Regions from separate parts of the Homo sapiens genome. Here region 2 is linked to region 1. Evidence: chromatin contacts called from ENCODE POLR2A ChIA-PET data. All regions are on one chromosome and are shown on one strand. The core of a region is the stretch at or near the end of the contact, and the rest is flanking DNA. Distances in the headings are between cores, read along the strand shown.

The links. ChIA-PET counts read pairs that join two places held with the same protein, here RNA polymerase II (POLR2A).
Region 2: POLR2A ChIA-PET joins it to region 1 with 22 read pairs in naive thymus-derived CD4-positive, alpha-beta T cell. The contact joins the promoter of ALG9 here to the promoter of PCF11 in region 1. POLR2A ChIA-PET finds 5 or more read pairs at or near these places in 2 of 52 experiments (activated CD8-positive, alpha-beta memory T cell and naive thymus-derived CD4-positive, alpha-beta T cell).

Annotation. Positions count from the first base shown.
Region 1 is chr11:83,152,370-83,158,403 of GRCh38, forward strand. It overlaps PCF11 (PCF11 cleavage and polyadenylation factor subunit), which reads left to right and starts at 4,762. Exons shown (of 16, transcript NM_001346413.3): 1 at 4,762-5,262. The coding sequence starts at 5,071. RefSeq lists silencers at 4,338-4,417, 5,868-5,927 and enhancers at 4,618-4,667, 4,732-5,521, 4,818-5,067.
Region 2 is chr11:111,867,285-111,873,836 of GRCh38, forward strand. ALG9 (ALG9 alpha-1,2-mannosyltransferase) reads right to left here and starts at 4,297. Exons shown (of 15, transcript NM_024740.2): 1 at 4,068-4,297; 2 at 2,948-3,086; 3 at 1,318-1,452. The coding sequence starts at 4,198. RefSeq lists a silencer at 3,933-4,242.

The DNA.
Region 1 (6,034 bases), core at 3,512-6,011:
CACGCATTTGAATTGTGAGCCAGGGTCCTTTCCTGATAATCACTATCTCTAAACTCCATAATACCAAGTTCAACCTCCACCCTAAGTTCTCAACTAATGCTGCATTTGTCTATTCATACTGTTGGAGGATAACAATGGACAAGCAAGGTGAAATTGAAATCAGGGCCTGGATCAGTCAACAAATATTCATTGAATATCTACTACATGCCAATTTTAGAGCCTGGTTTAGAGCCAACATTAGAATGGCTTGATTCTTGCCGTAGCTATCTTTCTAAGCCACAGACTTTAAAAACAAATGCTTTGAATTATACAGCATCTCGACTGTTCTTTAAAGGAAGTCCATGCACATGAAAGGATGAATGTGACACCTTGAGTTTAAAATGCAAGTTAGGACGGGCACTGTGGCTCATTCCTGTAATCCCAGTGTTTTGGGAGGCTGAGGCAGATGGATCACCTGAGGTCAGGAGTTCTTTGAGACCAACATGGCCAACATGGTGAAACCCATTCCCTATTAAAAATACAAAAATTAGCTGGGAATGATGGTGGGCACCTGTAATCCCTGCTACTCAGGAGGCTGAGGCAGGAGAATTGCTTGAACCCAGAAGGCGGAGGTTGCAGTGAGTCGAAATTGTGCCACTGCACTCCAGCCTGGGTGACAGAGCAAGACTCCATCTCAAAAAAAATAAATAAATAAAATATAAATAAATAAATAAATAAATGCAAGTAATTAATATTAAATAGATATATATGCACATGTGTATTATATTTTTGTAAAAATAAAACATAGATTTACACTTCCCAGTCAGAAAGGTGGTGAAATTAAAGAAACAAAAAAAAAGCTTTACATATTGTGTTTATGTGTACGTTCATTGAAAAAGGCATGGAAAGATAGATATTAAACTGTGAGCAGTGGTTACCTTATGGCCAAGGGCAGAGAGATGGAATTTTCATTTTTTCTTTGTGTACTTGTATTTGAATTCTTTAAAATAAGCATGCATTACTTTTGTGGTTATAAAACATGTAAATAATAATGTTGCAGGGAGCAGTGGCTCACTCCTGTAATCCCAACACTTTGGGAGGCCAAAGTGGGAGGATTGCTTCAGCCCAGGAGTTCAAGACCAGCCTGGAAAACATGCCGAAACCCCATCTTCTATCAGAAATACAAAAAACTAGCCGGGTGTAGTGGTGCAGGCCTGTGGTCCCAGCTACTCAGGAGGCTGAGGTAGGAGGATCCCTTGAGCTCTGGAGGCAGAGGTTGCGGTGACCTGAGGTCGCACCACTGCACTCTCCAGCCTGGGTGACAGAGTGAGACCCTGTCTCCAAAAATAAAAAAAGTTTATATAAGTAAACTACATATTTCTAGCAAGAATAAATAAATGTATATGCATATATAACAGGTAAATATTATTGCTGCATATTATCTACATACACTGGGTTTACATATAAAAGGGGGAAATTCTACCTGCTGACAGTGCTCGATAACTATTTGATTTTAAAGGGATTGGCTTTCAATTTTCATTTCCTTTTTTTTTTTTTTGAGACGCAGTCTGGCTCTGTCGCCCAGGCTGGAGGGCAGTAGCATGATCTCAGCTCAGTGCAACCTCTGGGGCCCAAGTGATCCTCCCACCTCAGCCTCCCACAGTGCTGGGATTACAAGCGTGAGCCACAGCGCCCAGTCTATAAATTTTAAAGGAGTAGCTGGGATTACAGGCATACACCACCACACCCAGCTAATTTTTTGTATTTATGGTAGAAGACGGGGTTTTGCCATGTTGGCCAGGCTGGTCTTGAACTCCTGAGCTCAAGCAATCTGCCCTCCTGGGCCTCCCAAAGTGCTGGGATTACAGGCATGAGCCATGGCACCTGGCCTATGTCCTTTCTACTTTTGTGTTTAGTGTCCACATTTCTGTCTTTCTAATGATATAAAAAATTTACATGAGAAGAGTTATTGATTAGATACAACAGAGGTTTCTAAAATTTAAATTAAATTAAAAATTTAATTAATTTATTTTTTGATAATTATTACCACTCCCAGGCTGAGAGATTTTTTTAAAGGAGGAATTAACTCCTCTTGTAAATACTCTGTGAACCAAGGGAAGGGTATAGCTATTTTCCTCAAAAACAATGGAAATGCTTCATATTCTGCAGAAACACAATAATTAGTGGATTTGATTATTGAAAATAGTCCTGGGATACCACTGGTTCCTGGACAAATGTAGTACTTTTTCACATTACTACATGAGGTTATGATTGAGGTATACATTTCATGAAGGTATGGCCAAGGGGCTATCTTGTTCACCACTGCACCTAGCATAGAGATAGGAAATAACCGGGGCTTAATGTTGGTGGAAAGTAAATTCGTTGCATATTCTGATGAAAGAACTGGTAGTGAAAATCCATGAGAGAAGTTTTGTGCACTTATTTGTATTTAAAATTCCAGTTATCTAGTTTGTGCCCTGTCCTGAGTATTTAAAGAAAAAATGTGCTTGTTACAGTACAGCACATGATTTGAATAAGATTGCTAGTCTCTTGAGTTTTCCATGTCATTTGTGGGGACATAAGTTTGTTGATTTATGTGCTAAGATATATTAATTGTTTACTCTGTATATAGTCTGTGAGGGATACAATAAAAGCCAAATCAGAGCTTTGGAGCCTTTTTTTTTTTTTTTTTAGAAGTTCACTTTGCTGTTAAAAGAAAGTTAAAAACTGTAAAAGGCAGACATTTCTATAATGAAATTCACCTTTAAAATGAAAAGAAAATGAACAGAGGACTATTTCACCCTGGTCATTTCCCTCCAGAAAATAAAACCTTTGGACGTTATTAGTTGAAACTTTCTAGTATATCTAAATAGCACCACTAACAATAGTGTGAAATTATTGAGATTATAAATACTTATTTAACAATACTTCTTAGCTTCAAATGAGGGAAGACCAGTTTTCCTCCCCAGGTTTTACTTTTCATTCATGTGTGATATCATGCTAAGAAAAAAATGGAAAATACATGTCAAAACTTAACCTTTGCAGCACACTTTATGCAGTTCATTATGTTTCAATTAGACAACAATAAAGATGCTAAAAAACTCAAAGAAACAAAAAGAAGAAATGAAAATGTTACTTTATATGGGACAAGTAAAGAGTAGTTTGTTTGTTTGTTTGTTTTTTGAGAGAGAGTTTCACTCTGTCGCCCAGGCTGGAGTGCGGTGTTGCGATCTCGGCTCACTGCAACCTCTGCCTCCCGAGTTCAAGTGATCCTGCCTTAGCCTCCCAAGTAGCTGGAATTACAGGCGGCCGCCACCATGCCCGGCTAAGTTTATTTTTTAAGAGCAATTTCTTCTGGGGAGCAACAAATTATCTCTCAAATGCCTAGTAGCCTACGGAAGGCAATGGAAAAGCAATTTTAGGTAATTGACACTTTTTTTTTTTTGAGACAGACTCTCGCTGTCACCAGCCTGGAGTACAGTGGCGTGATCTCGGCTCACTGCAACCTCCACCTCCCGGGTTCAAGCGGTTCTCCTGCCTCTGCCTCCCGAGTAGCTGGGACTACTATAGGCGCACGCCACCACGCCCAGCTAATTTTTGTATTTTTAGTAGAGACGGGGTTTCACCATGTTGGCCAGGGTGGTCTCGATCTCTTGATCTCGTGATCCGCCCGCCTCGGCCTCCCAAAGTGCTGGGATTACAGGCGTGAGCCACCGCGCCCAGCCCGTAATTGACACATTTTAAAAGCTTATATTTAGGTCAATATCGCTACTCAATGAAAAAATTACGTTTGGTTTGTGTTATGTCGCAGCTCCACGGTGAACTATTTGAAAGCTTTGTGTGTTTTACGAGCATCATTTCCAACCTGGGAAGACAGCCCCACAAGTTTAAAACAAAAGTGCATGCGCGTGTGTGTTTTCCTACGTGCCCCAAATAGTGTATGCTAAGGAGGTTCTGAAATGCAGATTCACAGTGGAGATATTACGGTCCAGCTGGGTGTGGCTGTTGTGAAAAACTCTTCCTAGAGCTCATAGTGGGCTCCTTAAAGAGCTCCTCCAAACCCCCAAGGAAAAAGCCTTTCACACTTAATCTCTAAATAAAAGGCATTTTCCTGGGGATTCAAGTCAGGCAAGCTCGCCTAGGTATTTTTGTGGGTGTGGGAAGCGGCGTGCTGGAAGAAACTCTCCAGCAGTGCTTTCCGAAGTTCCGGGTAAATTGGGCACCTCCCTCCCACTTCCCAGTTCCCAGAGGGGCAGCTGGACCCGCCCTGGCTCTCCAGAGCACCTGAGACGCTAAGGGAGAGGGGGTGCGGCGGCAGAAAGCCTCCGCTCCCTCCAACCCCCGCTCCCTCCAACCCCCACCGTCGGTAGCAGCTACGGGGCAGGCGGGAGGAAAGATGATTGACAGGCCCGCTCAGTGGCTGGGAAGCTAGAGGGAGGGACGAAGAGGGGACGGCTGAGTCTTCTTCTCAAAGTGGTTGGGTTGGGCCGCGGGAACTGCCTTCCCAGGCCTATTGGCTTCCCTGAATGGGTTGTTATGGTAACAAATGACCGAACAGTCCCTTATGAATCGGCCAATGAGAAGGGCCGTCTTTTCCAGTGCGCCTCCGAGCAGTAGATGTTGCGAAAGTCCGGGTAGAGGCCGGAGAAGAAGGCGGTGCCAGGGCGTCCTGCGGAAGGGCCGGGGGCGGGGCTCGTGACGTTGCCGGGACAGCCAATCACGCCTGGTTTTATCAGTGGCCCCGCCCTTTTACCGCACATTTCCCCTCCCCTAGTTCATTTCGCACGACGCAGCGGTTGGGAACACAGACATTTTCGGAGCTGGAGCCGCCACTGCCGCCGCCATTTTGTGTCTGTGGAGAAAGAAGCTTCTGTGGCGGCTGGAAGTGGACGGAGATCACCCGCGAGACGGCGGCGTTTCATACCCGAGGTTCCCCCTGTGTCGTCCCCCATCCCCCCTCCGCGGTCAGCATGTGGTGAAGCCGGAGCCGCGAGAGAGCCGGGGAGAGGAAGAGGAGTCGGAAGGGAGGCGGGGTATCCAGAGCGGCTTCAGCTTCAGCTGCAGCGGACCTCGGAGGGGGGCCGCGGCGCAATGTCAGAGCAGACGCCGGCCGAGGCCGGTGCTGCGGGGGCCCGGGAGGACGCCTGTCGGGATTATCAGTCATCGCTCGAAGACCTGACCTTCAATAGCAAGCCGCACATCAATATGCTGACCATTCTAGCCGAGGAGAACCTGCCCTTCGCCAAGGAGATCGTCTCTCTCATCGAGGCCCAAACCGCCAAGGTTTTTATACACCCCGCAGCCTCCTATTACTTCTAATACTCCCTGATTTTAGTGTCAGCCTCATCCCAGGTCTCGCTTCCATCCCAAGGGGGACAGTGTTCCTTCTCTCCAACCCCCCCACCCCCCTCCAACTCAGGCTCGGTCTTTGGCCCAGGCTTCGAGCATGGGCCTCTGGGGGGGAGGGAGTGGGGAGGATAAAGGGTGGAGTCCCACTTCCGCTTTCCAACTCCCTTTTTAGGCCACCGCATTGTATATCCCGACACACACACGCTTTGAATAGAGCCCTTTGGGGTGGGGGAGACTTAAAGGCAGTTTGTGGTTTGGGGAAGTAAGAGTTAACATAAGCCATTTTAATTCCCTGGGAAGTGGGAGAGTGGGTCTCCCATTTTCCCCAAGCACCCTTTTTGGTAATTGTGTTCTGTGGGTTGGAAGGAGGTGAAGGGGGACCTGGGAGCGAGCTGTTGGTGGGTGGGAATAGGGATTTGGCCCCGAGTGGAGCAGCCGCCTGTTAGGAGCCCAACATGGCGCCTGAAAAGCACATGATGCGAAAGGGAAGAGAGGAGAATCCATTCCCTGCCAGCCAGGCAGCTGCTCACTCCCGTCAGCCCCATTTTGGGGTGGGGGCGGCTAGATAAAACTTTTATTCTCCTATTGGAGGGTCTAATTTGTCCCAAAATAGGGGCAAGTGGGGTTGAGGGTGGGGTTTGGGTGGGGGGAGGAGATCTTATCCAACCTGTAGGTGGAGAACTGGCCCAGAGGGTAACAAGTACTT
Region 2 (6,552 bases), core at 3,047-5,546, about 29 Mb after region 1:
AACAACAGTCTAATACCTTAATAGATCCTACCAGGTCTTGTAGAAATCTCAAACTGAATGAAAACAGTCCATCGATAGATTCCAACACCAAGATGACAGAGGTGTCAGAATTATCTAACAAAATTTAAAGCGGGCTTTGTAAAAATATTTCAGTGAATAACTAAGAATATGCTTGAAGCAAATGAAAAAGGAGAAGGTCTCAGTAAAAAAAATTAGAAGATATAAAGAAAAACTGAATGGAAATTTTAAAACTGAAAAAGTACATAGAACAAACTAAAAATGCAATGGACGGGGTCAGCATTGGAAGAGGGGACATAGGAAAGAATCAGTGAAGTGGAAGACAGAAGAAAAGAAATTACTCAATGTGAACAACAGTTCATTCAGTTTGAGATCTTCCTGATTCTCGGTATGACAGGTCATTTTCAGTTGAAAGCTGGACATTTTAGGTATTGCATTATGAGATTCTGGATTATTCATGGGCTCAGCATGCTTTCTTTGCACTGTTGTGCTCCTACGATCTTATTTAAGCTTTCTGTTTTAGCTGGCTTCTTTTGATACTACTTCCCACTAACCCAGCAGGGAAAGAGCGTTAGTGGGAAGTCTCTACCTTGTTACCGCCAAGTGGAGGTAGAACTCGAGGTTCCCTACCAGGCCTCCACTGACCATTGAGAGAAAATAAATTGAAAACAGAGTCTCAAAGACCTGGGGGACTAATAACAAAAGATCTGACATTCACATCATCAAAGTTCCAGAAGAAGAGGAAACCGGACAGGGCTGAAAAAGTATTCAAAAAAATAAAAACTAAAACCTTTCCAAATTTGGCAAAAGGAATAAGCCCAAAGATTCAAGAAGCTGAATAAACTCCAAACAGGACAAACCCAAAGAAATCCACACCAAGACGCATCATAGTCAAATTTCTGAAAACTAATCAGGTTAGGTCCCAGTTAACATCTAATTATTTCTCAGCACTCTACTTAAATTAGACCCTCCTAATATGCTATTCCACCGTACATTGTACTTTTCCTCCATAAGACCCACCATATTTAGAATGATTTGTTCAATGTTCATCTTCTCCACTAAACCACAAGTTTCATTAAGTCAGGGGCTTGGTTACTGTTATAGCCACAGCACTTAATACAGTGTCTACCAAATAAAAGTTGTTTCATTAATGCTTGTTGAATGGTGAATTGGATAAATGATTCTTCTTCAAAAAAAGTTCCCTTTTAACTTCCAATTCATTTTGTCCTTTTCTCAAAACTATACCAGAGACTCACCTCTTGATCAATTGTGATTGCTTCCAGGTTGGTCTGCCCTTACCTTATTAGTTTGTAGAATTCTTGCATGAAATGCAGCTGGCCAGGCATGAAGCAACAGGTAAGCATAGGAGCGAATGGCATATGCTGGGGAATATTCCCAAGTCTGAAACCCTTCCCCATAGATGAGGTAGTGTGTCTAAAAATACAAAACAGATAGATTCAGGGTTATACTGGCCAAAAATCTCTGTTAAGCAGATGCAAGTGAAGTTTCTGAGCAGAAATATTAAAAACAAAGGCAAGCCAGGCACGATGCCTCACACCTATAATCCCAGCACTTTGGGAGGGCAAGGCAAGCAGGCTGCTTGAGCCCAGTAGTTAAAGACAAGCCTGGGCAACATAGCAAAACCCCATCTCTACCAAAAAAAAAAAAAAGTAGCATGGTATGGTGGTGCATGCCTGCAGTCCCAGCTACTTGGAAGGCTAAGCCAGGAGAATCACTTGAGCCTGGGAATTAGAGGTTGCAGTGAACCTAGATCATGCCACTGCACTCCAGCCTGGGCGATCTGCAATTGATGGATAAAAAAGGAATCAAAATGATACAATATTTAAAATATTAAGACATTATAAATTTTACAAGATTGCTGTTTGGTCAACACTGAAAGCTTAAATTTTACCTTCTACTTATTTTTTCTCAATACTTGTTAGCCAAAACAGAAAACCTCTAAATTTTATATTCTCCTTAAACAACCTACACTTAACAGTCTTCCTTCATTTTTTTAATTCAAAATGTGATCAGAAAATTTTACCTTTGAATTTTCTATAATAAAAGTCAACAGGTAATGTGTAAATCAATAAATAGCAATAAAAGTATACTATTTAGTAACACTATTTTGGTAACCGTCAGAAGAAATAACTTAAAAAGTGAAAAAAAGTGGTTGCTTCTGGAAAGTAGGATTTGGACACGAGAAGTGGAATAGAAAGCTACTGTTTTTCCTTTAGGTATTTTAGTAGTTGTTAACTTTAAAAACTATCTCCAGGTATTATTTTCATTTAAAAAAAAAAAGAAAATTACAAATTACACCTTTGTGTAAACCAGCTAAATTCCCTACAGCCTTCAATAGCAGGTAAATCATCCGCTTAGAATACAAAAGTGAAAACATGTTACTGGCCAGGCCCAGTGGCTCACGCCTGTAATCCCAACACTTTGGAAGGCGAGGTGAGAGGATCGCTTGAGCCTAGGAGTTAAATACCAGCCTCGGTGACATAATGAGCCCCCATCTCTGTTTTTTGAGACAGAGTCTCGCTCTGTTGCCCAGGCTGGAGTGCAATGGTGTGATCTCGGCTCACTGTAAACTCTGCCTCCCATGATCAAGCATTTCTCCTGCCTCAGCCTCCCGAGTAGCTGGGACTACAGGCGCCCACCACCATGCCCGGCTAATTTTTGTATTTTTAGTAGAGTCGGGGTTTCACCATGTTGGTCAGGCTGGTCTCGAATTTCTGACCTCAGGCAATTCACCGGCCTCAGCCTCCCAAAGTGCTGGGATTATAGGCCTGTTTTTTTGTTTTTTTTTTTAAGAAAATACAGTTATTTTACTAGGAGTCACACTTGTATATTATTTGTCTCTCGATTGGTAATAACACCTATGCTGCAAAATCAAGAACAAAAAGAGAAAACTAAAGAAATCACCTACTGGCTCCCAGTAGTTGAATGTTTCATCACAGTCAGAGATGTTGCTCAGGAGAGCAGCACATAACCTTGCTGAAAGCAGACACTTGAAAGCAGTAGATCCTTCAGGTGCCCAGACTTGTCCTGCTTTGTTCCCAGATAACCTGTTCAAAAGCAAAAAAAAAAAAAAAAAAAAAAGCATGTCAGGAAGGACCTGCTAATCAGAAGACCTAAATCTAGATAGAAAGGACAAAAAGGGCAAGGGACATCAAAGCACTTAAGTTATTCACCTAAAAAGGTGAATAGCTAGTTGTTTTTTCTCAGTAAAATTAATAAAAATTCAGATTTTTAAGAAAAAATTTTTATGAGATAGGGTCTTGCTATGTTGCCCAGGCTGGACTTAAACTCCTAGGCTCAAGTAATCCTCCTGCCTCAGCCTTCTGAAGAATTGACTTTAATCACTCAATCACTCCTTCCACTTCCTGCTTTTAAGGCATAAATTAACTCATACACTTTAGCTCAATGCATTTATGTCACTCCATTTATCCCAAGCCAACTAATCACTCACTTGAAGGCCACAAAGCTGTCATTCTCCTTTTCTTTCTTTTCTTAACAAGGTCATTGCTTTTGATGGCTTTATTCATTCCCCCTTATGTTCAGATAGAAGCCTAGGTGCAAGGTACATAGCCTACTCCAATTCCATATGTTGACAGCTCCCTTAATGCAGTTCTAACCTGCAGCCTCCAGGGTTTGGGAAGAGGTGATGGCGGGTTGGATGGGCCCAGTAAAGGGTCGGGACTTGAGGGAGAATAAAAGGAGCTGTGAGGAACAGCCGTAAAAGGTATACTCTTTGATCCTGTCTACATCTCCCACAGAGGCTGTGCCCACTCTAGGCCTGGCCCAGGAGCATCACAGATCCGCACTCCAAGGCAGTTTTACAGCGCAGTGGAGGGATCTAAGGTGGGCGAAGACTGAATGCTGACCCGCCCAGGAAGACCAATAGGACCTAGCTGAAGAGGGAGCTCGGGCCTCCCGCGGTGAGGCCAGGCCGGACTGAGCCCCGCGCGCCACAGCTAAGACCCTCCCGGGGGCAGCCCCGAACCGCCCCGCCGGCCGGCCACGCCCCTGCCGCGCCGCACACGTACTCGGTCCGGTGCTCCGCGCCGCCCGCCTCTCGGCTGCCCAGCAGCTCCCGCAGCTTGTCCGCAGCCGGGGCCGTATCCCCACTGCTGGCCCCGCTGCCCTTCAGGCGCTGCCGAGCCCCTCGACTAGCCATGGCAAGCCTGGGGAAAAAAGAATTCGGCACCCTATGAAGTCGGTGAGCGCGCAGACATAGCTTTGGCTGGCAAACGGTGTCCGCCGAGGGACAAAAGACCTTGACATGCGCAGAAAATACTAAATTATAGCGTTACTGGGCCAATTGGGGCAGATCCCCGAGTAGCGAAGAAATAGAACCTGAGGAGTTTCTTCATCAGGGCTGTCCCATCCACCTGCTTCTAACTCTAGCCATTCCTACCTCCCTCCAACCCTCTTTTCCGTCACTTTTCAGCATTCTCCATTCTCAAAAAAAAAAAAAACCACCTCTCAGCTCCCCTATTTAAATGAAAAAACAAATAGAAAGTGATTAAAGAAATCTACATAGTGAGATGTGAAGTATTCAGTTAAATATCACAGCACAGCTATCTACTAAAAGGTCCTTAAAATGTCATTTTTAACACCTTGCCTTCTCTGTATTTTGGTAAGAGTGACAGAGGCAGCCTGTAGCTAAAAACTGCTTCAGAGAGACAAACCGGTAATGGCAGAGTGTAGACTGATGAAATTCTGTGCGGCAAATTGAACCAGATGTCCATCACTGTCATCGCTACTACGGCATTGTGGTAGGCATTTTACATATTTTATCCTTTTTAAACTTAATACAACAACCTTGTTTTATTTACCAGGAAACTAAATAAACTTGGAGCTAGTAAATGGTGGAGCTATGTTCCAGCCCAGGACTATCTTACCGGAAAGCCCATGCTCTCTCTTCCCACCAGATCTGGTGAAAGGTCTTCATTTCCTACAATCATTTTTATACTGGCACATTGATGATATCATACCTGTGACCCCCATATCTTGGGGGTCATTCATCTAATCCTGACACTCTATCCACTCCTCTAATCACAGAGCTATATCCTACCCTGTCGAGCTCCATGCCAGTAACTGGGACAAGTTTATAGAGGGAATGCTAATCTCTTGACAAGGTCTCAGAAGGTTGTGATTTCCTACTAAAAATTCCCAAGTATTGAAAATGGAGATTGATCATATTGCTCAATTCTCACATGCAGTCATTAGTTACCAAGTTCAAATATCCAGCTTAACTCTTTTTTTCTTTTCTTTTTCTTCTTTTTTTTTTTTTTTTTTTGAGACAAGAGTCTTCCTTGCTCACCCAGGCTAGAGTGCAGTGGCACAATCTCAGCTTACTGCAACCTCTGCCCCCTAGGTTCAAGAGATTGTCTTGCCTCAGCCTCCCTAGTAGCAGGGACTATTGCCACCACACTGGCTAATTTTTGTATTTTTAGTAGAGATTAGGTTTCGTCATGTTGGCCAGGCTGGTCTGGAACTCCTGGCCTCAAGTGATCCACTTACCTCAGCCTCCCAGAATGCTGGGATTATAGGCGTGAGCCACTACACCCAGCCTAACTGTATCTCATATACCCATCTCCTCCTTTTCATTTAAGTCTAATGCAGGTCCCTCCCTGTCTACGTAGGACTAACACAATAGCATCTCCACAGGGATCACTCATCTCAAATTCATCCTGTGCAACATTAACCAGTTAATTTTCCAAAGCACTACTCTGGGGCACTTCCTTAATAAAAAACCACCGGATGTTTTCCTATTGCCTACCAAATAAAGTACAAACTCCTTATTCTAGCATTTGGTATTCATGAACTCCAGCCCCAACTTACCGTTCCAATCTTATCTCCCACTACTTTCCTATGCACACTTTACATCCCAGCTAACTAGCCTAGAAAGTGCCCCCAAATGCTCCCTTATCTATATCTCTGTTTATGGATGTCCTCTGCCCAAAATGCACACCCTACTTGCCTAACAATTCTCCCTTCACATTCCTGCCCTTGTTTTAAGATCCAGCTTTCAAACGCTACCTTATACATGTACCAAGCACTACTGAGGATAGAAGAAAGGGATAAATCACATTACCTGCCATCAGTTAGCAAAATAGTCAATGTGGAGAGCTCAGCAATAGATGTGTCTGTAAGAGATCCCTTGATTCTTTATCCCACTCCCCAAACTTACTCGTATGGCAGTGTTTCCATCCAAGTTAATGACACTTCCAATCTTCTAGGTATTCAGGTCAAAAACCTAGTAGTCTTGCTTAATTCCTTTATTTCTCTAACCCCACACCTCTCTCACCCACACACAAATGTTTAATTCATCAGCAAGTCCTTCCAAATATTATCCAACCCAACATTTTACCACCTTGGTCCAGGTCATTATCTCATTTGCATTACTGCAATAACCTCCTAATTTGTCTCTGTACTTCCATTCTTGCCTTCCCAAGTGCTTTTCTCTAAGAATAAATAAGACAGTCATGTCTCTCACAGAATATAATCCCAAATGTGGAGCCTAAC